Regions from separate parts of the Homo sapiens genome. Here region 2 is linked to region 1. A link is an interaction called in ENCODE POLR2A ChIA-PET data of the cell type or tissue named here. Cell type or tissue: OCI-LY7. All regions are shown on one strand. Each heading gives the region's core, and the rest is flanking DNA. Links, peaks and the distances in the headings are about the cores only.

Region 1 (16,671 bases), core at 6,996-11,995:
TAGCGGAAAAAGGAGAAGGCTTCAGGTACGTCCTGTTGGTGGTGCAGGAAAGCTACAGTTGGGCTCATTAGAAGAGGGGCATCCTAAGTAATTGGTTAGGGGAGCATATTTGGCTTTCTCCGGTTTGTCCTGCATTGAAAGTGGGAACAAAATTAGGGAAGCTGTCAGTTACCATCAAGTCCTGGCCATTTGGGGCTGATTGCTGCAGGGGTTGTTCGTTGGCTTCCTGGGCTGGTGCTGTAGGTTTGGGGGCAGAGTTCTATTTTAATATGTGGTCTGGCCATTGTCTATTTGCATATTTGGTCTCCCAGAACCATCCACGTCAGGAGCAGGACCCCATCTGGCCTGGACCTAGCTAACCACTCCTCCTTCTGTGGTTTCTGTCTGCCCTTTCTTCTTTTTTTTTTTTTTTTTTTTTTTTTGAGACGGAGTCTCGCTATGTCACCCAGGCTGGAGTGCGGTGGCATGATCTCTGCTCACTTCAGCCTCCAGCTCTCAGGTTCAAGTGAGGCCTGCCTCAGCCTCCCGAGTAGCTGGGATTACAGGTGTCCGCCACCATGCCTGGCTAATTTTTGTATTTTTAGTAGACACAGGGTTTCACCATGTTGGCCAGCTGGTCTCGAACTCCTGACCTCAGATGATCCACCTGCCTCGGCCTCCCAAAGTATTGGGATTACAGGCATGAGCCACTGCACCCGGCCCTGTCTGCCCTTTCTTGAGCCTCTGGTCCCAGCAAGTTTGGTTGTAGTTTGATGTGTATTAACTCTTAATTCTCATAATAACCCTGAAAGGTAAGTGTGTTTGTTATTTATTGCTACATCACAAATATCTCAAATTGAGCAAACATTTATGATCTCATGTGATTTCTGAGGGCCAGGAACCTATAAGCAGCTTAGGTGGGTGGCTCTGGCTCAAGGTCTCTCATGAGGTTGCCGTCAGGATGTTGGCCAGGACTGCAGTCATGTAAAAGCCTGACCAGGGAGGGGCCATTGGCTTCCAAGGTGACCCCTTACACGGCTGTTGGCAGGAGGCCTGTTCCTCATTGGCTGTCGGCAGGGGGATCCTCTGTTCCTCGCCATCGGACCTCTCCATGGTGCTGCTTGAGTGTCCTCATGACATGGCGGCTGGCTTGCCTCAGAGTAACTCTTGAAGAATGTGCTAGAAGGTGAGCACCTGGCTGGAAGGGAGAGGGACAGAAGAGTGAGGATACAGAGTGAAACACATCAGTTCTTATTGTTATTTAATCTTCACAGCAAGACTTGTAGAAAGAAACAAGTTGACAGATGAGAAAATAGAGGCCTGGAAAGGAAAAGGATCTTGTCCCAGGTCACAGAGCTGGTAATAGCACAGCCAGGATTTAAATCCTTAGTTACCCTACAACTAAGCTCAAAGTCTTTCCAGCACTTGGCATATGTGTATGTGTTGGGGGTGGGGTTGGGGGTGGGAGTGCTTCGTTGTTGGGGAAAGACTCCCCCGAGCCGGGCTTAGAGGGGCTCAGGAGCCTAAGGGTGAGTCTGTCAACTGGCTGCCTCCCCCTGCTCTAGAGAAAAGGAAGCCAGTGCCTCTGGGCCAAGCCACCACCCACATGGGACTATTTTTACCCTCCACCTCAGGGACAAGTCTGCATTTCCCAGCTCTGGAAGGGCCATCTGGGCAGTCCGGCTGCCCCAGGAAGAGCTGCCACCCGGAGCTTTATGCCCTGCTGTCTCTGCAGCTGTTTCTAGATGAACCTTTAGCCCTCTGGCATGCCTGAGCCATCCAGAGTCAGTAAGAAGTCCCCCTCCTCCAGATCTCAAGGTTAATAAAAGCTCCTAATTAGTATCACTTGCTGGATGGACCCGCCAGAAGGAAAATGCTTAAATCTGCAGAGATTTTAAATTGTTCACGTTTGTCAATAAGTGTTCTTTGTATGAGCCATTTTAATGAAGAGATAAGAATGATTTTATTTGCATATTCAACTGTAAACCACCCAGACACCTTCAGAAACAAGTAAATAGATGACCACTATATGAGAGTGTACTTCAGGGAGGCCCAAGAGCCTTTGGACATCATTTATTTTCTGAAGTGGTTTTAAACAACCCCCCTAGGACCCGGTTTACACTCTTCATTTGTTTGGCACGCTTTTCCTGGAATGGGCAAAGGTAGCCTGCTGCCTGTTTGCCCAGTTCCTGTCCAAATGATCTCACGTTTCAAATTGGCAGAGGGAAAGTTAATGACATTTTACTGCATCTGGTACGGAATTGAAATAAACATGGATTGCCCTGTTCAGCCTTTGACCCCTAAGAGACTTCGAGGTTGGCCCCTGCTCAGTTTACCTACAGAGGTTGAAGGCAGAGGGAAGTACCCAGGCAGTTCAGGCCAACCATGCCTGTAATCCCAGCACTTTGGGAGGCTGAGGCAGGTGGATCATGAGGTCACTAGTTCGAGACCAGCCTGACCAACATGGTGAAACCCTGTCTCTACTAAAATATACAAAAATTAGCTGGGCGTGGTGGTGCACGCCTGTAATCCCAGCTACTCAGGAGGCTGAGGCAAGAGAATTGCTTGAACCTGGGAGGCGGAGGTTGCAGTGAGCCAAGATCGCACCATTGCACTCCAGCCTGGGAGACAAAGTGAGATTCCATCTCAAAAAAAAAAAAAAAAGAAAATTTAAAGAAATGCCTTGCAGGTTGGGTGTCTATGCAGTAGCAGACAGGGAGCAGTGCCTGGCTAAGTTCTACACAGTGGAGAATGAGACAGGCATCCCAGGTGACATGGAGCTCACAACCCAACAGAATACCTGGATTTTGGACATCTGTGATCTACTTCTGCCTCTGCCCCTAATTGACTGTGTGACATTGGACAAGTGAACCATCCTCTCTGGGCTTCCATTGGCTCATTCATTAACTATGGGAGCTTAATCAGAATACCTTCAATAAAGCTTTATTTACAAGAACAGGTAGTGGGCCAGATGGGCCCTCCTCTGTCTTCTTCTGCTCTATGCTTCTTGTGGGCTTGAAGACAGTGAGGAGCCAAAGGTCTGTACCTCGTCTACCCCAAAAGTACTGCCTGGGCCTCTGGTACCCTAATCTGTAAAATGAGAAAGTTGGTTAATACCTACGTTCTCCAAACTGTGCTCTTTGGATAAATAGTTCTGCGAGGTCTGCAACAGAGTAGACATTGACCTAAACAGATTTCATTGCTATAGGACTTCTCAGGACCTTTAGTATGTGGATGTACATTGTGAATTTCCCTGGGGGTGGGGCAAGGGGGGGATGCGGGATTCAGCATTTATCAATGGAATCCTTTTTTGCCAACACCGACTAATATTTTGTGCCACTATGTACCATTTAGCACAGTTTAGGAAGTGCCCCGAAGCCTCCCCAAGCCTAAGTTTCCTTCCCTATAGACCAGGGATGATGATGATGGTAACTGCCTCCTAGAATTGTTGGGAAGGTTAAATGAGGTAATGCCTGGAAACGGGCCTGGCGCAGTGCCTGGCACAGAGTAAGTGCTCAATAAATGCTAGTAACTATTATTTATAATAAGGTCCTTCCTTTACAGCTCTGACATTCTGCGCTTCCAACTGTAGGGTGTAATTAAGCTCTAAAGCATCTGGCTTCCCGAGTAGAAAAAACAAGCCTGGAGGAAGGAAAAAGGAAGAGAAAGCTCCTTATGGGTTGCCCATTTGTTCACAAGCTTCACTGCCAGCCGTCACAACAAGGGAATGTAGCAAGATGCCAACTCCTAATGACGGAGCTTGGGTGGGTTGGTGGTTCCCTATTTAGCTTAGACACTGTGGGGACTATCTGAGACCGCGGAGAAGTGAGAGGTAAAACCAGTGCTGCTTATGGTCAATCAGTGAAACCTAACTGCATCCTATGTGCGTCTTCCTTTTCCTTCTGTCCTGGACACAGTGATCCTGGCCACTTTCAGGTATGTGTGACCTGCTGGGGGGAACAGTCACAAGGAGAGCTGAGTCAGAGAAGGTAAGTGGGACAGATCAGACTGGAAGGGCAGGAAGGGCAGTCCCACAGAGGAATAGCATGTGCAGTGGCTCAGAGGCTGGCGGAGTGCATAACTATAGTTGCAGGCCAGGGGGGGTGGCTCACACCTGTAATCCCAGCACTTTGGGAGGCCGAGGTGGGCGGATCATTTGAGGTCAGGGGTTCAAGACCAGCCTGGCTGACACGGTGGCCCGTCTCTACTAAAAATACAAAAATTAGCCAAGCGTGGTGGTGCATGCCTATAATCCCAGCTACTCAGGAGGCTGAGGAAGGAAAATCGCTTGAACTCGGGAGGCGGAGGTTGCAGTGAGCCAATATGGTGCCACTGCACTCCAGCCTGGGCAACAGAGTGAGACTCCATCTCAAAAATAACAATAATAATAATAATAACTGTAGCTGCAGGGGAACAGGCATGGGGAGGCGGTGAGGAAGAACATCAGAAGAGATGGCTAAAGAGGCATGTGGGCGCCAGGACGCTCAGGACTTCATCCAAAACACAGGGGAGACACACGATCAGCCTGGCATTTACATTTCCCCAGATTAAAAATAAAACAACTCTTTTTTCGCATTAAAAAATTTGACAATAGAGTTTACAATAAGAAAAAAATTATATTTTTTGAAAAAGAAAGGAAAATGGTGAAGACTCTTGCAACCATATGGAGGACAGAGTGCACTGGCTCTAGGAGGCCGGTTTGGGGGCTACTGCAATAGACAAGGCAAAAGGCCCCGATGAGTGACCCCACTCTAAGTATATACCCAAAGAACTGAAAACTGGCACTCCAGCAAATATACACACATGCATGTTTATAGCAGCACTATTCACAACAGCCAAAAGGTAGAAACAGCCCAGCTATTTATCACTAGATGAAGGGATAAGCAAAATGTGGTTTATCCATACAATGGAATATTATTCATAGGAAGGAGTGAAGTATGTGTGCATGCTATAAACCTTATAGCATATACTTACACATACTTTAATAATGTGGATGAACTTCAGAAACATTACGTTAAGTCCGGGTGCTGTGGCTCATGCCTGTAATCCCAGCACTTTGGGAGGCTGAGGCAGGCAGATCACCTGAGGTCAGGAGTTTGGGACCAGCCTGGCCAACACAGGGAAACCGTGTCTCTACTAAAAATACAAAAATTAGCCAGGCATGGTGGCACACGCCTATAGTCCCAGCTACTCGGGAGGCTGAGGTAGGACAATCGCTTGAACTTGGGAGGTGGATGTTGCAGTGAGCCGAGATTGCATCACTGCACTCCAGCCTGGGCAACTAGAGCAAGACTGTCTCAAAAAACAAACAAACAAACAAACAAATGCATTATGTTAAGTGCAAGAAGCCAGACTCAAAAAATAACATATACTGTATGATTCCATTTGTATGAAATACCCAGAAAAGGTAAATCCAAAGAGAGAACCAAGATTGGTGGTTGCTGGGGCTGGGGAGAGAGGTGAGTTGGGGAGCAACTGCTTGATGGGTACAAGGTTTCCTTTTGGAGTGCTGAAATGTTTTGGAAGTGGTGATGGACATTGTGAATGCACAAATTGCCAAAATTGCCAAGACATTGTTCACTTTCAAACTGTTAATTTTATGTTATGTGTATTTCATGTCATTTTTTTAAAAAGGCAATGATGCAGGTGAACAAAGGCAGGGAAAGAGGAGATGGAAAGTGGGAGGGGATTCTGGAGCCTGTGAATCTGAGGAATGGTTCCCAGATTTCTGGCCTTCACTGGGAGTGAACAAGTGGGCGGAGTGGTCAGGCCAAGGTGGAGTTGAGGGGCTCAGGGTTGAACATGATGAGTCTGAGGTGACCGTGGGATGTGCACGTGACAGTGTCAGGCAGACAGTTGGAGGCATGGCCGGGGAACTTAGGCACCCTGGGGCTGGAGATAAAGGTTTAGAAGTCATCAGCTTGTTCACCCATTCACTGAACACGTACTGAGCATCTTCTGTGTCCAGCTAAGTGCTAGGGAATCACAGTGAAAGCCAGTCCCTGCCTTCAAGGAGCTCAGTCTGGAGAGGAAGACAAGTAAAGAAACTAGATAATGATAAACGGTGAGAAGGTGCGAATAGAGGAAGACATAACATGTGGGGGGCACCCAGAGGGGACACTGTGGACGCAGGTCAACAGAACACAGGAAATGAGTGTTTCACTCTGTCCCTCAGCAGTTTAGCAATGCCAACCCCTGCTCGAGCATAGGAAATCATTTTCAGACTCTGCTAGCATAGCCAAGGACTCCATGCAGATTCTGCAAGGTGGAGGACTTTTGAGTAGGCATGCTAGTCAGATGCCTTTCCGGTGAAGGACAGAACGTGTTGTAGGGACTCCTGTCACCTGCTTCAGGGTCTGTGAAGGCAGGAAATAGAAACATATTCAGGTCAGGACAACTGCTGGGGACTACCCCCTTCGAACAGATCCCACGGCGGGACACAAGCACAAGGCAGGTTGGCTCTGGCTAAGTTGTGCTCAGAATTGTAAAGACATCTTGCCCCTTGTTTTGTCTGCTCTAAACATCATCTGCTTTCTTTTGAGGAATCGCTCTTCCCCATCCCAACCAGTTAAGGTGGGACCTGCCAATTAGGCTTCCCCTGCCCCCCAGATATAAGGGGATGCATGATTGAGGCTGAGCCAATCTTAGTACTCTTCTGCCTGACCTTGATGATTAGCTCAGGGACAGGGATGTGACCCACGACAGGCTGGTTGGTGGCCACCAGGGTCCCTGACCCCAGGTATCATACCCTTGTATCGTCACTCCCACAGTGATGCTGGGCTTGGCTATGTGATTGGCTTTGGCCAGTGGGACAACTGAAAGCGTAATGTAAGCAGAGGCTTGGTGAGCGCTTGCACAATGGGGCTGGTCCTCTTCAAACACTCACTTTTGGGACCCAGCTGCCATGCCAAGAAGCCCAAGCTGGCTATTTAGAGACAGCGTGTGAACAGGGCAAGTTTCTAGCTTTCAGCCATCCTCGCCACGGTGCCTGACATTTAGGGAAACTATTTTGGGCACTCCTGTCCCATGAATGACAGAGCGAGACCAGCAGAGCTCTGCAGCTGAGCCCAAAACCCCACAGAATCATGAGAAATAATTAAATGGTTATTGTTAAGCCATTCCGTTTTGGGGTTGTTACACCATAAGGAATAATTAAAAGATAAGCCAAAGTGGGCCAATCTGAAATCTTCCCTGAGAATTTCTACACGGAGGTGGTGGAAAAGAGCTCTGTTCTGTCCAGTGACAAGGCTATAGGGACGCAGGCCTATTATATTCCTCTCCACAGTGGAAAGATAGAGAAAACCTATCTGCGGCAGAAAGGGTGAAGTCCCAGACACAGAAGAGTCAAAACAATAGTGAAAGAAAGCCCCAACTTTTAGAACCCTGGACGCTCCTGTAGTCTGGTGACATAAGGTATTAAATTAAATCCCCCTTTATGGCTTCAGCTACCTCAAGATAACTTTTTATCAGTTACACAAAGGGTCCTATGTAATTCACCTGATAACATATCATAAAGATCTTTGCCAATGTCCTTAAGTCAAGAATAAAGTGATCACACTATTGATGTTGTTGAAAGCTTTGTTGAGCATGTACAATGTGAGAATCTTGAAGGATCTTCCCCCAGTCGTTGTAAGGGGTAAGACAAGGGAAGGACATGGTTCACACCACACCAGGAACCAGTGTCCAGGGCATTCACCTGTCAAGGCCAGCTGGATGCAGGAAGGTGTTCACACTCATTTGAGTATTAGAAACACGTTTATTTCTCTCTTTCTGTAGGACAATTTGACAACACACACAAAATGCTTTTTTTTTTTCTTAAGATAGAGTCTTGTTATGTCGCCCAGGCTAGAGTGCAGTGGCACGATCTCGGCTCACTGCAACCTCCACCTCCTGGATTCAAGCAATTCTCATGCCTCAGCCTCCCAAGAAGCTGAGATTACAGGCATGCACCACCACACCCAGCTAATTTTCATATATTTGGTAGAGACAGGGTTTCACCATGTTGTCCAGGCTGATCTTGAACTCTTGGCCTCAAGCAATCCTCCCGCCTTGGCCTCCCAAAGTATTGGGATTACAGGTGTGAGCCACCACACCTGGCCACAGACTGCTTTTAAAAGGTTCAGGCCCTTTGCTCCAGCAATTCCACTTCCAGGAATTTATCCCATTGCAATGGTTTTCAAATTATGTTCCTGGTGGAACCGTGGGGTTCTACAGAGGTGCTTTGCTAGTTCTGCAAAACTTTGATTTGAATGTCACTGGTACTGAGGCTGATTTAAAACTATAGTCATCATCTTCTGAGATGTCATCTTGAGATGATGTCTAACTGGTCTAGAAGACCCCTAACTGGTCTTCTAAATACTGCATATTTGAATTTATAAAATATGCCAACAGAATGACTTCTTATCTGTTGCTTACATGAGCCTTATTAAGTTTCATTTAAAGAAGGGTCCTACTTCTAAAAAGAAACAGTATAGGCCAGGCACGGTGGTTCACGCCTGTAATCCCAGGACTTTGGGAGGCCGAGGTGGGTGGATCACCTGAGGTCAAGAGTTCGAGACCAGCCTGGCCAACATGGTGAAACCCCATCTCTATCAAAAATACAAAAAATTAGCCGGGTGTGGTGGTGCACCCCTGTAATCCCAGCTACTCAGGACGCTGAGGCAGGAGAATTGCTTGAACCCAGTGGGCTGAGATTGCACCATTGCACTCCAGCTTGGGCAACAAGAGCAAAACTCCATCTCAAAAAAATAAAATAAAATAAAATAAAATAAAATAAATAAACAGTATAAAACCACTGTCACAAGAAAATGATCATTTCATCCTAGAAGGTTTAGCTTCATGAAGATGTACTACACAATGTTTATACAGAGTTGGTTCAGTGAACCGTGGCTCACAGGCTGGATCTGGCCACCACCTGTTTTTCTAAATAAAGTCTGATTGAAACACAGCTATGTGCATTCATGTACACATGATCTGTGGCTGCTTTTTTGCCATAATGGCAGAATTCAGCAGTTGTAACAGAGAACTTGTGACCTGCAAAGGCCAAAACAAATACCACCTAGCTCTTTACAGAAAAAAGTTTGCTACTTCCTGGTTTATAATGATATAAAAATTGGAACCAAGCTAAATGTCCAAGAAAGTGGATTGATCAAATTACAACACATACCTTGCAAATGGAATGCAAGGCCCTTGTTGAAAAATAATGCTGGCTGGGCATGGTGGCTCATGCCTGTAATCCCAGCACTTTGGGAGGCTGAGGCGAGTGGATCACCTGAAGTCAGGGGTTTGAGACCAGCCTGGCCAACATGGCAAAAACCCCATCTCTACTAAATAAATAAATAAATAAATTAGCCAGGTGTAGTGGTACACACCTGTAATCCCAGCTATGTGGGAAGCCGAGGCAGGAGAATCACTTGAACCCGGGAAGTGGAGGTTGCAGTGAGCCGAGACTGTGCCACTGCACTCCAGCCTGGGCAACAGAGCAAGACTCCGTCTCGGGAAAAAAAAATGTTTTAGTTCAGCAGCTGTTAGGTTTGGCTGCGTACTGAAACTATCTGGGGGGTTTTTAAAAATTCCAAAGCTCAGGCCACTCCAGATGAATTAAATTTGACTCTAGGGGTGGAACCCAGGCATTGATATTTTTAAAGCTTCCCCAGGGGTTCTAATGCAGTGCCACTGTTGTAGAAGAATATTTAATGAGGCCAGGTGCGGTGGCTCATGCCTATTATCCTAGCACTTTGGGAGGCCGAGCTGGGAGGATCACCTGAGGTCAGGAGTTTGAGACCAGCCTGGCCAACATGGTAAAACCCCGTTTATACTAAAAATACAAAAATTAGCCAGGCATTGTGGTGGGCACCTGTAATCTCAGCTACTTAGGAGGCTGAGGCAGGAGAATCGTTTGAACCTGGGAGATAGAGTTTGCAGTGAGCTGAAATTGTGCCATTGCACTCCAGCCTGGGAGACAAGAGTGAAACTCCATCTCAAAAAAAAAAAAAAAAAAAAAAAAGAATATGTAGTGACACAGAAAGATGGCCACTATATATTATTAACTGAAGACAAAGAAGATTTTCTAACAATGTGTAGCATGTGACTCCTTTCTGGTAAGTTTCTATACACACATGCAAACAGACTCACATGTATGAAAATATATGCCCAAACTGACAGTGGCCATCTCTGTAGGCTGGGACTAGGAGAGATTTTGATTTTTTTTTTTTTTTTGCTTATCTGTATTTTTTAGATGTTCTACAATGAACATGGTATCTTATAATAAATGCAAAAAATAAAGTTGTCAATAGCTTAAAAAGCCATGTACTTTTTGTTTTAGGCAAAACTACAAAGAGGAGCATCTAATCAAACAACACATCCCCAGGTCACTCATGTGTGCAGCATGCCTTCAGGCATGCATCCCAACAGAGGCAGATCCCAGGCTCATGGGACAACAGGTTTTCCTTGGTGAGGAAGTCAGGCACTGCAGCCTCCAAGCCTCAGGCTCCTCAACTGTTAAAAAGGGATCAGTCTGCCTACCCCCAGGATTTAAGGCAGGCATGCATAGTGTCTGGCACATAGGAGGTGCTCAACAAAAGTTGCTTATTTCTCCATAAGCAGCTTTTAGCGTCACAGCCTGCAGCCAATCAGCTTCTTGCTGTTCTTGCCAAAGGAGGATTGGCTTTGCCAAAGCTGGGCCTGCCCAAGTTCATCCGCAGCCACTGGTCTCTGATGCTGTCCACCTTGGCTTGGAATCTCTGTTGCTCTTGGAATTTTTCTGTGTTCCCTAGAAGGACTGTGACCTCTCATCAACACAACCTGTATCCCCTACTCCCAGAATGGGTTCCATCTGCGTAGAGAAAGTGAGGGCTTCAAGTCTTCGTGGGGCTGCTCACTCTTAATAAAAACAACAGTGGCTGCCATGTATCAGAATTGCCCTACATGTGCCCGGGCTGACATCCTCTATCTCTCAGCCCCAACTCTGCAGGAATGTGAGAGTGTTCCCATTTCCCAGATGAGGCTCAGAGAGTTGAAGGAACTCCTTGAAGGTCACACAGCTGGTCCATGGCAGGTGCCACACTGCCTTCTTAGCTATGTTGGTTCCATCTTCTACTTCAAAAGACAGACATTCCCCAGTGGATTCTAATGTGCAGCCAGGTTTGAGAAGCATTGTTATGAAAGTAGTGGTTCTCAACATTGACTATACCGTGGAATCACCTGCACTGATTTACAAAAATGCTGGTGGGGGCTGGGCGTGGTGGCTCATGCCCATAATCCCGGGACTTTGGGAGGCCGAGGTAGGTGGATCACCTGAGGTCAGGAGTTTGAGACCAGCCTGGCCAACATAGTGAAACCCCGTCTCTACTAAAAATACAATAATTAGCCAGGTGTGGTGGGGGGCGCCTGTAATCCCAGCTACTCAGGAGGCTGAGGCAGAAGAATCACTTGAGCCCCGGAGGCGAACGTTGTAGTGAGCTGAGATCATGCCATTACACTCCAGCCTGGGCAACTACAGTGAAACTCCATCTCAAAAAAAAAGAAAAATGCTGGTGGGGGTTGGGAGTTGAAGAGTGGGGAGGGTGGGAAGAGGACAGGAAGAAAGGAATGGGGGAGGCTTCTGAAGTTCTGGATAATGTTCTAGTTCTTGATCTGGGTGCTAGCTACTTGGGTGTGTTTATTTTGTGAAAATCATTGAGCTGTACATTTATGATTTATGTACTTTTCTATATGAATGCTAGTCTACAGTAAAATTTTAAAGAAAAAAAGAAGCTGTCATCAGCCACATCACTGCCTCCTGGGAAAAGGCAGTCCGTGGCCTTGACCCATATTTTGAGGATGCTTTTCTCAGCATCAAGCAGTTGTCGGCCTCTGAGTCTGTGCCTGTCCCTGCCAATGAGCAGACTAACCCTACTTTCTTGCCATTGGGGCTTCTTCCTGGGTTAATGCTGGGTTAGCTACAAAACAAAACAAAAAAAACACAAAAGTCCAGGTACAGTGGCTCATTCCTGTAATCCCAGCACTTTGGGAGGCCAAAGTGGGTGGATTGCTTGAGTCCAAGAGTTTGAGACCCGCCTGGGCAACATGGTGAAACCTCGTCTCTACTAAAAATACAAAAAATTAGCCAGGCATGGTGGTGTGCACCTGTAGTCCCAGCTACTGGGGAGGCTGAGGTGGGAAAATTGCTTGAGCCTGGGAGGTAGAGGTTGCAGTGAGCAGAGATCAAGCCACTGCCCTCCAGTCTGGGTGACAGAGTGAGACTGTCCCCCCACTCCCCCAAACAATACCCACTGTTGCTATGGTTGCAGGTACTCAGACAGCCAGGCTAAGCTGGTTAAGCTCCACGGTCCCTCCCTCCCACAGTGGGAGTCATATGACCCTATGCTGTCTAAGCCCCAGGACCTAGGGCAGCAGGGGTATAAATGGCTACAGCCGAGCCCCCTGGGCCTGAACTGTGAGTTCCCTGGTTGACCTCTGCCTTGTGTCATAATTTGAGTCACTAGAGGTATGTTCTCTTGTTCTTCAGCTACAGGTTCTGATTTTTAGCTAGGCTTATGAATATGTTAAAGGAAAACAACATTTCCAACCCTCTTTTGCAGCTAGGCATGGCCATGTAACTCAGTTCTGGCCAAAAAAGTGTAAATAAAACAGTCTGTGCAATTCTGGGGAAAAAAAGGAGAGTACTCTTCTCCTTCCCATACTCCTTCCTGATGCCTGGAATATAGCGTGGAAAGGCTGAGCTCCAGCAGCCATATTGTACCATGGGGTAGAAGTCATGTTTGTGGTTAGCAGAGCAATAAGACAGGAGCCTAGATCCCTTCTCCCTTTGCATCATGGAGCACCCTGTTGGCTCTGGAATGATTCCCTCAGGACAGCTAAACATGAGAGAGAAACTGAGCTTCAAACTTGTTTGAGCCAGTGATATTTGAGGGTTTTCATTCTTCTCAACCCAACTGAATCCTATCTGATACAGTAGGATTTGCTCCTTGGTCCTGAGTTCCCGCCTTGGTCACCTGCCCAGTGTAAGGAGGAGGGGCCTGGCCTGCTCCATCCTGCAACTGGAGTTCTGTCCTCGGCCCACCTCAGTGGCTGGTCCCTGCTACCTGCTGGAACCCCATCCATGCTGCCTCCCCACTCAGCAGGATTCTGTTCCTTGGCTGGCCCCTTGCCAGGATGGATGGCAGGCCTCCCACTCTGCTTGCTTTCCTGGAGTGAGGTCTGCTGCTTGCCTCCCACTCCCTGCTTCCCACTTACCCCTGTGCCCTTGGCTTCTGCCCTGGGCCTGCCAGAGTGGCTGCTCTCTGGATATCCCAATGCCACCAGTATCTTCCCCAGGAGCAGCCCATTCCTGACATACAGGAACAACGGCTCCTTCATTCATTGACTCATTTAAGCAGATATTTACCAAGCATCTGTTATCAGCATTGAGAACACCACAGGAAATAAGATCAGGTCGAATGGTGGGCCTAGTGCAAGCACTTACAAGTACAGGCTTTAGAGTGAGAACATCAGGCCCAACCAGCCAAGACACTGAAACCCATCTCAAGGAATTTTCAGGAGTTTCCTTTAAGGATATGCCCATGACCTGGGTTATGTGTCCAAGTCTGGATGAGTCACTACACCTCCCAGTCCTCAGCTGTCCCATCTGCACATGGTGAGGCTGAACTGCATGCTCTTGATGACTCTGTGCAGGTCTGACTTCCTGTGAAGGTAGGAAAGGGCCCAGGGGCCCCTAGGCCTGGTTTTGCCACCCATGGGCTGCTGCTGGATTTAGGGCCTTAAAACAACCACTTTATTATTAATTTCTTTAGAGACAGGGTCTCACTCTGTTGCCCAGGCTGGAGTGTAGTGGTGTGACCATAGGTCACTGCAGCCTCAAACTCCTGGCCTCAAGCAAGCCTCCCGCTCAGGCCTCCCAAAGCGCTGGGATGACAGGCATGAGCCACCACATCCAGCCCTCACTTTCTAATTATTTATTATGATTTTGTCGGTTGACTGGGGCCAGCCAATTCTTCTGCTGGTGACAGTTCCTTCAGCCCCTCTGACCTCTGGCCTAACATGGAAGTGGGGATAATCCATGTACCCAGAATTCTCCCAGAATTGATGAGATAAGACTCCAGGTCATGGAATAGTTAACGAGGAGGAGTTTCTCTTTAGAAGTAATCCAGCTAATAAATGAAGACAGGATGATAGAATTAGAATATTACCATTTCTGGGCCAGGCACAGTGGCTCACGTCAGTAATCCTAGCACTTTGGGAGGCGGAGGCAGTCTGATTGCTTGAGCTCAGGAGTTCGAGACCAGCCTGGGTAACATGGTGAAACCCCATCTGTACTAAAAATACAAAAAATTAGCCAAGTGTGGTGGCACATGTCTGTAGTCTCAGCTACTCAGGTGGCTGAGGCACGAGAATCGCTTGAACCCAGGAGGCGGAGGTTGCAGTGAGTCAAGATCCTGCCACTTCACTCCAGCCTAAGTGATAGAGTGAGACTCTGTCTCCCCACCTCACCAAAAAAAAAGAATATCACCATTTCTAACCCCCAGTGAAGTAACTGGTCTAGATATGGAATGTCAATAGCTATTAATGTCACAAAAAGGAAGTCACTAGACATTCTGTGCCTTCTGTGGAAAAACCTAATACCTACTAAGAACAAGTCTTGCCAAAAACTCAAAATCTTAATCTGATCAGGCCTCTAGATCCAACTATCCACTTATAGGAAATATAGAAGACAGAGAAATGTGTATAAATGACATCATGGATTTGCAATAATCAAAATCCAGACCGTGGGTAATATCTGCAGGATGCATGGTAGGGCTGGTTCAAGAATAAAGGAAGGCTAGGTGTGGTGGCTCACGCCTATAATCCCAGCACTTTGGAAGACCTAGGCAGGTAGATCATTTGAGGTTAGAAGTTTGAGACCAGCCTGGCCCAGATGGTGAAACCCCATCTCTATGAAAAATACAAAAATTTGCCGGGCATGGTGGCAGGTGCCTGTAATCCCAGCTACTCGGGAGGCTGAGGCAGGAGAATTGTTTGAACCCAGGAGGCAGAGGTTGCAGTGAGCTGAGATCGCACCACTGCACTCCAGCCTGGGCAACAAGAGTGAAACTCCATCTGAAAAAAAAAAAAAAAAAGAATAAACGGAAAAAGAGAAAGATGGAAGAGGAATCCATGGATTAAAAGATTTAAGAGACATCAACTAATCATATTGTGTGCATCTTATTTGGATCTTGATTTAATCAAAATGTTAGAAAATGCTTTCTGACATAAAACAGTTGGAAATTTGAACACTTACTGAATATATAACGATATTAAAGAATAATTGTTTTAAGAAACACAGAGAGAAATAATGAGTGACCAACACTTGATAAAGAAGAACCCAGCAGCCTATCTCTTATTAGAGAAGGCTACGGGGTATGCTGGGAGTCCTAATCCCGGCTCGGCCGTGAGTGTGCTGTGTATGTAGCCTTGGCTGAGCCCCTTTCCCTGCCTAGACCTTGGTTTTCCCATTTATGAAGTGAAGGAGGGGACCCAAGGGGCGTGTTTAACTCTGGCCTGCTTTTGCTTTGTCTTGTCACGTGCAGCCATGGATCCTTTAACTCGGGGCCTGTATCAACACCACCATGCGTCCACAAGAGTATAAAATGGGCAGAAGAGTGCTTGATGGGCACAAGCCCAGAGCTGTCGGCTTCTGCAGAACCCAGAACAGGAAGGGTCACCTCCCTGAGGCACCTGACCTGGAGAACCAACTGCATAATCCCAGGTAGGCCAGGTCAAAGCCAAGGGGAAGGAGAAACTGCTGGAGGACTTCCCCCCACAAAACATGGGCACGTGTTATCTGCTCACCAGGATGCTTCGACCTTGTTCTGATGCCTGGGGACTTCTGGTGAGTTCCCTGGCCATCCATCCTGGTCTGTTCACCTTCTCAGGACTCCAGTTGAGTTGGGCTGCGTGTGACAGACCCCTGTGAGTGCAAATGAACAATGTCACTGAATTGCTGCCTCACTGGCCCCTCAATTCCTTGTTGCTGGCCTCTGCCCACCTGCACTTCAGATACTGTCATCATGGAAGAATCATCCTTAGCACAGAAACTCACACACTGTAAATGCTCCATGTGAAGAGGTGAAGAGGTGGAGAGGGAACCTCCCTCCCAGACCATCATGGATGCTTAACATTCTCTTGAAGCCTGACGAGTTTTCTCCAGAAAGCTGAACTACAATACTCACCATCTGCTACCAACACCAACGAGTTCAACACATGAACTAAGTAATCGAGAAGGACACTTCCGTTTAATTAGGTACTATAGAGCAGTAGCAAGGCCCACACGTTAGTGTCAAATCTGGATGCAAATCCTTGCACTGCCTCCTACCAGCTCTGTGACTTTGGGCGTTTCTTAACCTCTCTGCAGCTTATTTATTAAGAATGCTGTGAAGATGAGATGACGCCCTTCATACAGTGTTTGGCATCGTGCCTGACCCACCAGAAGGGCTCAATGTGTGTCCACAGTTGCTTTTTTTCTTTGAGACTGGGTGTCCCTCTCATACCCAGGATGTAGTGCAATCATAGCTTACTGCAGCCTTGAACTCCCAGGCTCAAGGGATCCTCCTGCCTAAACCTCCCGAGTAGCTGGGACTACAGGCACACGCCACCATGCCTGGCTAATTTTTGTAATTTTTTGTAGAGACGGGGTCTTGCCATATTGCCCAGGCT
Region 2 (14,511 bases), core at 6,844-11,843, 100 kb after region 1:
CTCAATCTCAGAACATATTGTTGAATGAAACAATAAAAAAATACTAAACAAGATTAAGTACACACAAGTAGTAAAGGAATTTGACGAAATACTATCTAGCAATTTAATTACTGTATGTATCAACATGACCTAATCTCAGAAATGAGGAATGCAAAAGCTGAATGAAAACAAAAATAATAAACAGATAAACATTAATAAGCATTGTTACCAATACAGATAAGGGATGAATATATTTTAAAATGCACAGAGCTGATATACAACAAATTTACAATCAAGCTCCTCATTAGCTCTGGAAAGGGGATGGAGAGGTTGGATTTTAGCTCTACTTATAATGTAATGTTTGACTTCTCATGTAAAAACAAAAGATAGAAATGTGACAACATTAACATTCTTTAAATATTAAGACTGGGGTTACATGGTGTCTACTGTATTCCGTAATCAAAATACTTCATAATCCACCACAAAACTGTTTTCCCAGAAAGCAGCAGCAGTCACACAGCCCTCAGCCCCACTTCCCATCAGGATACACACACTCACTACTAAAACTTGTGACTATAGGTGAACTTGAACACAGTCTCCCATAGGGGCAAAATACAAAATGTCAAAAATAAAAAAGAACAAATCTGACCGCAACAGGGTAAGACGTAAATTAAAACTTAATCATACCATAATAATTAAGACCAAGGATAGCAATGGTATTTTAACTTTTGTATGGACCAAACATAAACCATTCAAATCAACCACTGTGATAAAGTATTATCAATTATGTCTCTTCTTTTAGAAAGAAGACATTTTACAGTTCCCTAATTTTGGTGGAACCTCTTCAAGATAAAAAGATACTTTTAAAGTACAGTTATCTGCTTCAATGTTGGCTGCAGGTCTAGCTCTACCCTAAATCCAGGAAATGATCTCAAGAGATCAATAAGAACCTAGGGATCATTCTTGAACAAGAAAAATGCCCCCTACCCACAAAGAGACAAAACTAGTTAACCCTCATATTTTATTCCCACCTTTCCTTACTCTTCAAGGCTTACCACCTTTCTATCCTGCAAAATCTTTTGGATTTATAGATTCCTTTCATTCCTAAAACTACCACCACACCAGGTCCCCATCTATCACCACTGGACAACCCCAACAGCCTCCTTAGCTGCTCTTCCCAACACCAGTCAATCATACTACTTTTCCTCAATCAACTCCCCTCAAACTGTTTTCATCCTGGTATTCTAATGTTTAAGGAACCACACACTTCCTTTGTTTGAAAATAAAAAAGGAAAATAAAATTACTTAAAACATTTTAGTTCACAAGAACTTTGATAAATACATTTTTTCTTGGATATTAATGAAAGTCTTACATCCCCTACACAGGTATTTCCCTAAATAACAATACAAAGTGAGCCTCCTGATAATATGTTTTGGATAATATGGTTAATAAATAACTAAAGAAAGGCAAGGCAGCACTAAGGAATACTAACAATTCCCAATTTATGAACAAGTTTCATTTTACCAGTGTATCTGTGATATGATGGTTTAGAACTGGAAGTGATTTCTAGGAGAAAGTTGTTACAGTATTGTTCTTCCATAATGCTGGCTCAAACTCTGATCATCTCCAATGAAAAATGGAAAACCTCAACTCAAGTGTCCAAAAAGTATCTTGTGTTCAAAATGCCAGCAATATGAGCAGAAAACTAAGCTGTTATTAAACGTGAGAGGTGTACAGTTAACAAGTTTGGAGTAAGTTAGCTTTCATACTCCAGTGGCAGAGCAGAGCATCACAAAATAATATCACAAGAATAAAAGCTTCACATTCTTGTGTTCCTTAAAAACAAGCCATACAAACTCAGCTTATCAGAGGTAAAGATAAGACTTCCTCCTTAACATTCAAAAGGTAAATTTATTACTCTGACAATTTACAGCTCAACAAGGGACATTGATTGAACATTAGGGACATGTTTAATGTTATACTATACAGACTTCAGGAAAGAACACAGGACTAAGGTTGTAGAATGATACTTTAAATACAATGAGGACTTGGTTTCTAATACAGTCATTATCAATAATGAAGAAAATCATGTGGATTCTGACATTGATGAGTCAACTCATTCCTGTTGCTTGTTTCTGTGCTATTAGTAAAATAACTGTTTTAATTATGTGTCTGGGTAGGACACTAGAATGCCTTAGAACATTTGATTTTACTGTGTGCTTTATCCCAGTCCATACAAAAGTATGCGCTGTATGTACTGTAATGATCACCTGAGTGGGAATTCTTTTCAACTCATATTTTGCTCCTTGACTCGCAAGTACTCACTACCTAGCTCAAAAGCAGTGTGAAACAAATAGAGGAAAGATCAGGAGACAAGTTCTCACTTTTACTTACTTTATATGATCCTAAACATATAAATTGATCTCTGGAAATAAGAACAACATCTACTTCACAAAGTTGTGATAGCCATACAATGATGTAATCCTAACTGCAACCTAAAATGTGTGTATTAGATAAGAATAACAATTTATTTAGTCATTATAACCATGGATTAAATTCCATACCAAAAAGGTACAAAAAAGGAAGAAAAACAGGATAAGATTAAAGAAAAACCTCTCAGATAAATTCAGGAAACAAGTGTTTTCAGTTAGCAACAAGCCATATTCTGAGAGTTTCTTGAGCTTTGAACTTTACAGTCATTTAAAAGTTCCACTCTAAACAGAAAAATCAAGGTAGTCTAGTAGAATAGACATTGCATTATTAGTGACATTACCCCCAAATTTGAAACGATGGAGGTAATAAAGCACAAAGAGGAAAAAAGAAGAGAACCAAACTGTCCAGAGTTAAATATCCCACATTTTAGTTGTAAAGTAAAACGCAGGAAGAAACTTGGATACACACTTCGTCTTAACCCATTCTCATCTGTCACATGACCTAGGTTGTGTCAGCTTCCTATAGATACCTGTAGTAATGTGGAACAAATGTACCAGAGCCCATTCTTTTTTTTTTTTTTTTTTTTTTTTTGAGATGGAGTCTCGCTCTGTCACTCAGGCTGGATGCAGTGGCAGCATCTCGGCTCACTGCAACCTCCACCTCTCGGGTTCAAGCGATTCTCCTGCCTCAGCCTCCTGAGTAGCTGGAATTACAGGTCTGTCACAACACCTGGCCAATTTTTGTATTTTTAGTAGAGATGGGGTTTTGCCACGTTGGCCAGGCTGGTCTCGAACTCCTGACCTCAAGTGATCTGCCCACCTCAGCCTCTTAAAGTGCTTGAGTTACAGGTGTGAGCCACCGTGCCCAGCCCTAGAACCAATTATATCTAGACTGCCAGTTCATCCTGACAGACCCTTGAAATTGAACACAGCACTTTTATCTTACTGGTTAGACCAGGTTACCTCTAATACAGAAATGAAATTTGTGTATTTTTGGTAGTTTATTTCAGCCAAGCATTTAGCCCACCATGAACTCACTCTATCCTCCTTCCTTCCATTTAACAAGTATTTAAACAACTATTAGTTACCAAGAGTTAGATGAGGGATACAAAAAGATACAAAAAGAACTGTGGCTCAAGTTCACAATTTAATGTGGAAGATAGATGTTAATAATCAAATAATCATATAAAATGTAAGATAAGAGATCCTAACTATGTCAGATTTAGACTGGGGGATCTAGAAAGACTTGTGATACAAACATTTAAACAGACCTCTGAAGCATAAATTAGGACTTGGATGCGCAAACTGGTAGGGGTTGGGGATGTGGAGCAGAAGATACTAGGTGGAACTGTGGTGTGTCACAAAGAAGAAACGACATGTATACAATGGTTATGTTGTTAGAGCTCCAACAGTGAACAATGAAAAGAATTCATTCAACTTGACAATGGATACAGGTAGGCAGGGCCAGGTCACACAGAACCTGGCAATCCATGTTAATCTTATAAAACAATATAAGCAATCCTCATCTTCCCTCACGCTCTTTTATTTATCTCAGACCCTGTTTGAAGGAAAATTTACAAATACAAGCTAAAAGGTAATAAACTCCCACATAACCAACAACTAATTTCAACTATCAACTTTTGGTGAATCCCACCCTCATCTATAACATCTATCTCCTACCCCTATGAATTATTTTTAAGCCAATTCCCAACATCACATCATTACCTCTAAATATTTCAGTATGTGTTTCTAAAATGTAAGGTCTTTAAAAATAGGTACAGATATATTTCATAATTTAAAAAATAATAATTCCTTAATGTAAAATATCCAGTTACTGGTTAAATTTCCTGGACTGTCTCAGTTGTTTTCTCCAAATCAGAATCAAATAATATCCACACAATTCATTTGGTTAATACATCTCAAGCTTGTAACACGCACCTCCTCTTCCTCCTTTTCCTTCCTCACAATTTGTGGAAGAGACAGCGCTATCTGTCCTCTAGAATATCCTACATTGTGGATTTTGCTGACTGTACCTTTAACACAAAGCCCATACTTTTGAACTTGATAAATTGACACTTCTAGGCTGGGCGTGGTGGCTCATGCCTGTAATCTCAGCACTTTGGGAGGCTGAGGCAGGTAGATCATTTGAGGTCAGGAGTTCAAGACCAGCCTGACCAACATGGTGAAACCCCGTCTCTACTAAAAATACAAAAAAATTAGCCGAGTGTGTTGGCATGGGCCTGTAGTTCCAGCTATGTGGGAGACTGAGGCAGGAGAATTGCTTGAACCCAGGAGGTGGAGGGTGCAGTGAGCCAAGATCATGCCACCGCACTCTAGCCAGGGTGACAGAGTGAGACTCTGTCTCAAAAATAAATAAACAAACAAACTACCTTTAGTAGTTTGATATATTTTGTTTTCTGTAAGTCAGCTCATAAATTATTCTTTTTGTACATTACAGTTTTACATGTTTAAGATTAAGACTGAGATATGTTTTAAAATACACTCAATCTTTAAAGAATCATTTAAGGTACTTTAAACTCCTTTCAATACCCATCAGTCAGATTTTTCATCAAACATGGTAAACATATACATATTATATACTCTGCCTAGCACAATAAAAGAAATGTAATTGTCATACCCTATGCAAATTTCCAACCTGAAAATACCCAGAAGCATCTTATAAACACTGAAACCCACGTCTCTCCAGGAAAGTTTTTCCTTGTGCATCGTACCTCACAATTCACTACTTTGTATTCTTCAAGCTTAGTTGGATCCTCTTATTTTGTTATTTGTTTGTGCTATTATTTCCAAGTCATGTCATGTATACGACTGGTCTCCAACTAGATTATCCTTCCCTTTTTATAGGAACTACCACGTGATTTAACTGTAAAACAATTTCTAATGGTGTCTGCACACATGTAGTTTACAAGTAAATTTGCAAAAAATATAAACAATATGACAGAGATTTAGCTGATGCCTTATCATGTCTAATTCCCAAATGTTTATATTTTAAAAACACCTAACTGAAGTATTCTAATGGAGAAAAAATGGCATGACAAAGAAATATGGAAATGGCTTACAGTTCTTGGCTGGCTGTACGACTGGACATGGAATTTGAGCACGAAGATTTCGAACAAAACACTAGCCTAGTTACTGTGTCTTTTTAATTTTTTTTAGACGGAGTTTTACTCTTGTCGCCAAGGCTGGAGTGCAATGGCGCGATCTCGGCTCTCTGCAACCTCTGCCTCTCCAGTTCAAGCGATTCTCCTGCCTCAGCCTCCCAAGTAGCTGGGATTACAGGTGCCTGCCACCAAGCCAAGCTAATTTTTTTGTATTTTTAGTAGAGACTAGGTTCACCATGTTAGCCAGGCTAGTCTTAAACTCCTGACCTCAGATAATCCACCCACCTTGGCCTCCCAAAGTGCTGGGATTACAGGCGTGAGCACCCGCACCCGGTCTACTCTGTCTTTTTTAGAGAATAAGACTCTGGTATGTTTCAAGAATAAAGGAAATGGCAAAGTTAATAGTGAAAGGTTCTCGGTTATTTAAAGTACTGCCATTCCAGAGTAGCTCCTCCAGAGTGAATCAATTTTCTGTCTACTTTTCTTCCTTTCAAAAGTCAAACTGGGGTTAGAATGTTCGAATTCTATATGTTATATTAATTTCTCTTTCAAAAAGATCACTTGAGGCCAGGCACGGTGGCTCGCGCCTGTAATCCCAGCATTTGGGAGGCTGAGGCGGGCAGATCACTTGAGGTCAGGAGTTCTAGACCAGCCTGACCAACATGGTGAGACCCTGTCTCTACTAAAAATACAAAAATTAGCAGATAGTAGTGGTGGGTGCCTGTAATCCCAGCTACTTGGGAGGCTGAGGCAGGAGAATTGCTTGAACCCGGGAGGCAGAGGTTGCAATGAGCCAAGATCACGCCATTGCACTCCAGTCAGCGTGACAAGAGTGAAACCCCTTCTGAAAAAAAAAAGATTGCTTGAGCTCAGGAGTCAAGATCAGCCTAGGCAACAGGTGAAACCCCGTCTCTACAAAAAAATACAAAAATTAGCCAGGAATAGTGGTGCAAGCCTGTGGTCCCAGCTACTCAGGAGGCTGAGAAGGGAGGATCGATCGCTTGAGCCTAAGAGGTCAAGGCTGCAGTGAGCCTTGTGCACAGTGAGATTGAGCCACTGCCTCCAGCCTGGGCAGCATAGCAAGACCTTGTCACAAAAACAAAACAAAACAAAACCCAGAAGAGTGAAGGATCAGAAAAGTACAATGTATTGAGACATGGTCTCCCTCCCATCCCTACCCCAGCCCCACATATTCCATAGGGAGAACTTGCCTCCAGCTATCTCTAGAAGAATAGGAGAATTTTAATACTAAATTGAATAGAAAAACATCTTTTTTCTCACTTTAAAAATACAGTTTATTGGAAAAGAGTAGGTGTTTGGAATCAGTGAACACCAAGTTCCAAATCCTACTCACACTTCCCAGAATACATACCATGGCAATGCCAAAATATGACCATGCTTGTTAATATTTAGGCCAAGGCATTAAATGTTTATAACATAACACAAATACTTGTAATCTAAATTTGAATGAATGTCTTCAATTTTCAGTAAAATAAGACCCTATTAAAGCCCTACCATTAATATATATTCATTCATAAACATACTGAGTACCTAATGAATGTTAAACACTGTAGAATCTCTAAGGAAAGAATACTCGGTCACTTTATAAGCTATGTGGTAGTCAAGAAAAATCCTTTCTACTCATTGATACGTTAAATGATCAAAAAATCCAAAGCTAAAAAATGATCAGAGAACAATGAAAAAATTTTAGTGGCTTTATGCTTCCAATTCCATTTTCTTCTGGCCTCTTTTCTGAAGCTTGCCTAAATCATCCCAGGAATGCTAAAATTGGGTGTTATTTAGGCATAACCAAAATGAAATAACAAAGTAAGTACCCCAAATAAAACTAGGAGAAAAAATCCAGGGAACCAAGCAGGCAGTAAGGATCTAAAGTTCTATACTTGGAACCTCTACCCTGAATGTTAAATAATAGATGTTTTTTAAACAGTTGACTGCCAAGTGTGGTGGCATGTGCCTGTAATCCTAGCTACTTGGGAGGCTGAGGTGGAGAGGCTCATTCTAGACTAGTCTGGACAAATAGCAAGACCCTATTTGTGGGGGAGCGGGGAGAAGGCAACCAAGCTGGGTGTGCCATGTGCCTCTAGTCCCAGCTACTTGGGAAGCTGAGGCAGGAGGAGTGCTTGAAACCATAGGCCACCGTACTCCAGCCTAGGCAACATAGGAAGACCCTATCTCTAAAACAAACAAACATAAACAAAAAGGCTGGGCGTGGTGGCTCACACCTGTAATCCCAGCACTTGAGGAGGCCGATTTGGGAGGATCACTTGAGATCAGGAGTTCGAGACCAGCCTGGCCAACATGATAAAATTTTTGTATTTTTAGTCTCTACTAAAAACAAAAATTAGCTGAGTGTGGTGGCGGGTGCCTGTAATCCCAGCTACTTGGGAGGCTGAGGCATAAGAATCATTTGAACCTGGGAAGCGGAGGTTGCAATGAGCTGAGATCACACCACTGCACTCCAGCCTGGGCAACAGAGCGAGACTCCATCTCAAACAAACAAACAAACAAAAAAACAGTTATACCTTTAATTATTATCTTCATTCAGTAATTAGGCAATTAGAATTTGATTGCTAAATGAATGTTCAAAGTTCAACCAAAATTAGTCCAAGATGAAGCCAAGAACACATCTCAACTCATTCAATAAAGCCATTATTACTCCGATGCCAAAACCAGACACAGATATCACAAGACAACTACAGACCAATATATCTTATGAATACAGATGTAAAAGTCCTCAACAAAGCAAAATGCATCCAGCAACATATAAAAAGGCTTATACACCATTGCTAAGTATGACTTAATCCCAGGGATTCAAGGTTGGTTTAACTTCTGAAAATCAATTAATGTAATACACGGTATTAATAAAGGATACAAACCACATGATCATTTGAATAGATGCAGAAAAAGCACTTAACAAAATCCAACTTGCTTTCATGATAAAAACACTCAACAAAGTAGGAACTGAAGAAAACATCTTCAACCTAATAAAGAATACCTATAGGAGAAAAAAAAGAATACCTACAAAAACCCCATAGCTAAAATCATACTTAATGGAGAAAGCCTGAATGCTTTCTCTCTCAGGTCAAGAACAAAACAAGGATATCCACTCTTACCACTCTGTTTAACACTGCACTGAAGGTTCCGGCCAGGGCAAATAGGCAAGAAAAAGAAATAAAAATCACTCAGGCTTAAAAAAAAAAGAAGTAAAACTACCTTTATTTGCAGATGATATAATCTTGTATATAGAAAATCCAAAGAAAATCCCACAAATAAACTATTAGACCCAATAAACACATCCAACACAGTTACAGGATACAAGCTCAATATACAAGTAGTAATCGTATTTCTATACACAAGCAATAAGCACTCTGAACATGAAAAGTTTCTAAAAATTCCACTTACAATAGTATCCAAAAAAAAAAAAAAAAAACACATAGAAAGCCGGACACGATGGCTCACACCTGTAATCCCAGCACTTTGGGAGGCCAAGGCAGGCGGATCACTTGAGGTCCGGAGTTTGAGACTAGCCTAGCCAACATAGTGAAACCCTGTCTCCACTAAAATACAAAAATTAGCTAGGTGTGGTGGCGGGTGCCTGTAATCCCAGCTACTCAGGAGGTTGAGGCAGCGGAATCACTTGAACCTGGAAGCAGAGGTTGCGGTGAGCCGAGATTGCACCACTGCACTGTAGCCTGGGTGACAGAATGAGACTCTGTCTCAAAACAAAAAAAGAATAATCAGAAATAAATTTAACAAAAGCAGTGACAATCTTATACTCTGAAATATATAAAAATTGCCAAAAGAAGTTAAAGAAATCCTAACTAAACGGAAAGGCCAGGTGTGATGGCTCACACCTGCAATCCTGGCACTTTGGTAGACTGAAGTGGGTGGACTGCTTGAGCCCAGAAGTTCAAGACCAGACTAGGCAACATGGCAAGACCTCGTCTCTACAAAAAATACAAAAATGAGCTAGGTGTGGTGGCATGCACCTGTAGTCCTAGCTGCTTGGGGGGCTGAGGAGGGAAGATCACTTGAACCTACTTAAGGCTGCAGTGAGCTGTGATTGCACTACTGTACTTCACTCCAGCCTGGATGACAGAGCAAAACTGTGTCTCAAAAAAAAAAAAAAAAAAAAGGAAAGACATCCTATGTTCATGGATGAGAATGGATTAGAAGATGTAACACTGTTAAAATGGCAATATTCCCTAAATTGATCTACAGAACCACCAATGGGATCCCAGTATACCCAAAAGAATCTTGAAAAGGAAAAACAAAGCTGGAGGACTCACACTTCCTGATTTGAAAACATAATTCAAAGCTACGGAAATCAAGACAGTGTGGTAGTGGTATAAGGATAAACATGCAGATCAATGGAATATAATTGTGGGTTCAGAAATAAACCCTTACACTGACAGTCAATTGATTTTTTTGACAAGAATGCCAAGAGAATTCAGTGGAGGAAAGAATGGTCTTTTTAAGCCAAGTGCTGTGGCTGACACCTGTAGTCCCAGCACTTTGGGAGGCCGAAGCAAGAGGACTGCTTGAGGCCAGGAGTTCGAGACTAGCCTGGGCAACAAAGCAAGACCCCATCTCTACAAGAAACAAACAATGGTCTTTTCAACAAACCATGCTGGGACAACTGAATATTCACATGCGGTAGAATGAAGTTGGACCACTGTATCTCACACTATACACAAAAATTAATTCTAATTAAATTTAAACATGGATTATAGACCTAAATGTAACAGCTAAAACAATAAAATTCCTAGAAGAAAACAAAAGCTAATCTTCATTTCATTTGGTGGCCTGACATCAAAACCACATGCAACAAAGGAAAAAACAAGTAAATTGGACTTCATCAAAATTATAACATTTTGTATGTTAAAGGACACCATCAAGAAATTGAAAACACAACCCATAGATGGGAGAAAATATTTGCAAATCATGTATCTCACAAGGGATTTGCATCTAGTATATTTAAAGAACTCTTACAACTGAACAATAAAAAGAGAATCCAATTTTAAAATGGGCAAAGGCTGAGCACGGTGGCTCACACCAGAAGGAGAGGATCCCTTGAGGCAAGGATTTTGAGACCTGCCAGAGCAACATAGCAAGACCCTGTCTCTACAAAATAAATTAATAATAATAAAAAAAAACAATTAGCCAGGCATGGTGGCACACACCTGTAGTCCTAGCTACTCATGAGCCTGAGGCAGAAGGAACCTTTGAGTCCAAGAGTTTGAGGTTCCAGAAACCATGATTGGGCCAGGTGCGGTGGCTCACGCCTGTAATCCTAGCACTTTGGGAGGCCAAGGCGGCTGGATCATGAGGTCAGGAGTTCAAGACCAACCTGGCCAAGATGGTGAAACCCCATCTCTACTAAAAATACAAAAATTAGCTGGGCGTGGTGGTGGGTGCCTCTAATCCCAGCTACTTGGGAGGCTGAGGCAGAGGATCACTTGAGCCCAGGAGGCAGAGATTGCAGTGAGCCAAGATAGTGCCACTGAACTCCAGCCTGGGTGACAGAGCAAGACTCCATCTCAAAAAAAAAAAAAAAAAAAAAGAGAAAACTACGATTGGCCACTGCACTCTAGCCAGAGCGACAGAGCAAGACCTAGCCTAAAAAACAATAGGTGTATAAAAATAAAATTAAAATGTGCAGAGAATTTAAATAGACATTTCTCCAAAGAAGATATATGAATGGCCAATAAGCACATGAAAAGATCTCATCAAGTTGAGCACAGGGGATCAGGCCTGTAATCCCAACACTTTGGGAGGCCAAGGTGCAGGGACTGCTTGAGCCCAGGAATTTGAGACCAGCCTGGGCAACATGGCAAAACCCCATCTCTACAAAAAATACAAAAAAGGCCAGGTACAGTGGCTCATGCCTTTAATCCCAGCACTTTGGGAGGCTGAGGCAGGCTGATCACGTGAGGTCAGGAGTTTGAGACCAGCCTGGCCAAAATGCTGAAACCCCATCTCTTCTAAAAATACAAAAATTAGCCGAGGGCCTGTAGAGCCAGCTACTTGGGAGGCTGAGGGAGGAGAATCTCTTGAACCCAGGAGGCAGAGGCTGCAGTGAGCTGAGGTCACGCCACTGCACTCCAGTCTGTGTGACAGAGTGAGACTCCATCTCAATAAATAAATAAATAAATAAATAACCAGCTGGGTGTGGTGGTACACACTTCTAGTCCCAGCTACTTGGGAGGCTGAGGTGAGAGGATCACTTGAGCCCAGTAGGTCTTAGCTGCAGTAAGCTGTGATCGTGCCACTGCACTACAGTCTGGGCTACAGAGCAACACTTTGTCAAAATGAAAAAAAAGAAAAAGGAAAGAAGGAAGGGAGGGAGGGAGGGAGAGGAGGGAAGGAGAGAGCAAAGCGAGGGAGGGAAGGAGGGAGTGAAGGGAGGGAGGGAGGGAGGGAGATATCTTATAATTAGTCATCAGGAAAATTCAATTCAAAACCACAATGATATACCACTTGACATCCACTAGGATGCTATAATCAAAAAATAAAAAAAGATAGACAATTACAAAGTGTTGGCAAGACTGTGGAGAAACCGGCACCTTCACATGCTGCTAGAAATACAAAATCGTCCAGCTGCTTTGGAAAATAGTTTTGGTGGTTACTAAAAAAGTTAGAATTACCATATCACCCAGCACTTCTAGCCTTAGGAATATACCCAAGAGAACTGAAAAGAGGTATCCAAACAAAAACTTACACAAGAATGTTTAGGGCCAGGTGCAGTGGCTCACACCTGTACTCCCAGCACTTCCAGAGGCTAAGGAGAGAGGACTGCTTGAGCCCAGGAGTTCAAGACCAGCCTGGGCAACATAAGGAGGTCACATCTCTACAAAAAAAAAAAAAAAAAAAAAAAATAGCAGGGAACAGTGGATCACACCTGTAATCCCAACACTTTGGGAGGCTGAGGTGGGAGGATTACTTGAGCTCAGGAATTTGAGACCAGCCTGGGCAATATAATAAGACTCAATTTCTACAAAAAAATTTTAAAAGTAGCTGGGCATGGTGGCACATACTTTTAGTCCTAGCTACTTGGGAGGCTGAGGTGGGAGGATCACTTGAGCCCAGGAGGTTGAGGCTGCAGTGAGCCATGATTGCACCACTGCATTCCAGCCTGGGTGACAGAGAAAGACCCTGTCTCAAAAATAAAAATAAAAATAAAAAAAGCAAATGTGCCATACAAAGCGTAGATATGGATGGACTTCTAAATATTTTACTAAGAGCAATAGATCAAAACAGGTGCCCAACCAAAATTTTTATTTTATTTTTTTTAGAGACAGGGTCTCACTGTCACCCAGGCTGCTCGAGGGCAGTGGTGTGATCAGAGCTCACTGTAACCTCAAACTCTTAGGCTCAATCAAGTGATCCTCTTGCCTCAGCCCCCTGAGTAATGAGGACTATAGGCGTGTGCCACCATCCTCAGCTAATTGTTTTTATTTTTTGTAGAGACAGGGGTCTCACTCTGTTGCCCAGGCTGGTCTAGAACTGCTGGCCTGAAGCAATCCTCCTGCCTTGGCCTCCTAAAACTCTGGGATTACAGGTGTGATCCACCATGCCCAGCCTCAACCAAAAATCTTAAATTTCTAACGAGCATGGAAAGGGGGAAGTGGGATGAAAAACTTTCCTCAAAACAGAAGAATAGTGCAAATGAGGAAAAACAATAAAAGACCATAAAGTGGTCAGGGGCACTAAGACCTATGCAGGCAAAACAACAATTAAAACCTTACAAGAGGCCAGATGCGGTAGCTTACGCCTGTAATCCCAGCATTTTGAGAGACCAAGGTGGATGGATCACCTGAGGTCAGGAGTTCGAGACCAGCCTGGCCAATATGGTGAAACCTTGACTCTACTAAAAAGACAAAAATTACCCGGTGTGGTGGCACACGCCTGTAGTCCCAGCTACTCGGGAGGCTGAGGAAAGAGAATCACTTGAACCCGGAGGTGGAGGGTGCTGGGAGCCAAGATCCCACAACTGTACTCCAGCCTGGGCAACAGAGCAAGACTCTCTCTCAAAAAAAAAAAAAGCTTCCAAGAAAATTATGCAAGCCGGGCGCAGTAGCTCACGCCTGTAATCCCAGCACTTTGGGAGGCCGAGGGGAGGCAGATCATTTGAAGTTAGGAGTTCAAGACCAGCCTGGCCAACATGGTGAAATTCTATCTCTACTAAAAAAAAAAAAAAAAAGAACTTACAAAAATTAGCCAGGCGTAGTGGCGCATGCCTGCACTCACAGCTGCTTCGGAGGCTGAGGCAGGAGAATCGCTTGAACCTGGGAGTCAGAGGTTGCAGGGAGTCAAGATTGCACTCCAGCCTGAGCGACAAAAGCAGAACTCCATCTCAAAAAAAAGAAAATGCAAAGCGACCTCAGAGACAGTTTAAATATATAAAAAGCTAGTGCCAAATAAAACTGGGTGGGTCACTTGATAAACAGGATATAAACAGTGGATAAAAAGCAAGACAGCTGGTATATATAATTCTTATTTGCTTCAATATTTACTGGGGAAGATAGAGGGGAAAAAGCTATCTAAATTACTCTTTAAAACATACAAATCACTAATAGTGAATCAAATGCATCATTAAATATACTAAATTCCTCAAACTGACATGTCAGATGTCAGGTAGTCATGAAGACCCAAAATAGTCTCTATGGGTTTTTTGTTTGTTTGCTTTTTGAGACAGTCTCACTCTGTTGCCCAGGCTGGAGTGCAGTGGCACCATCTCGGCTCACTGCAAGCTCTGTTGCCCGGGTTCAAGAGATTCTCCCACCTCAGCCTCCCAAGTAGCTGGGATTACAGGCGTGCGCTACCACATCCGGCTAATTTTTGTATTTTTAGTAGAGATGGAGTTTCACTGTGTTGCCCAGGCTGGTCTCAAACTCCTGACCTCAAGTGATCCGCCCACCTCGGCCTCCCAAAGTGCTGGGATTTCAGGTGTGAG

The links. Peaks named below come from ENCODE experiments on the same cell type or tissue, not always from the same donor. Only the 100,000 strongest peaks of a DNase experiment are listed, where the experiment ranks them.
Region 2: POLR2A ChIA-PET joins it to region 1 with 10 read pairs; 5 of 35 experiments call an interaction of 5 or more read pairs at or near these places.

Annotation. Positions count from the first base shown.
Region 1 is chr17:46,982,893-46,999,563 of GRCh38, forward strand. LOC101927060 (a long non-coding RNA gene) reads right to left here. Exons shown (of 9, transcript XR_243711.6): 7 at 15,808-15,925; 8 at 2,910-3,069; 9 at 1-1,177. It also overlaps a transcript of LRRC37A2 not described here. Among named protein-coding and RNA genes, the nearest start is that of RPRML, 12 kb to the left of the region's middle. In OCI-LY7, for the core only: no CTCF peak of the experiment used is centred there; a DNase peak (open chromatin) is centred at 8,899; H3K4me3 peaks cover 896 bases; H3K27ac peaks cover 2,272 bases.
Region 2 is chr17:47,083,473-47,097,983 of GRCh38, forward strand. All of the region lies in intron 1 of LOC101927060 (a long non-coding RNA gene), which reads right to left. Among named protein-coding and RNA genes, the nearest start is that of CDC27, 99 kb to the right of the region's middle. In OCI-LY7, for the core only: no CTCF peak of the experiment used is centred there; no DNase peak of the experiment used is centred there.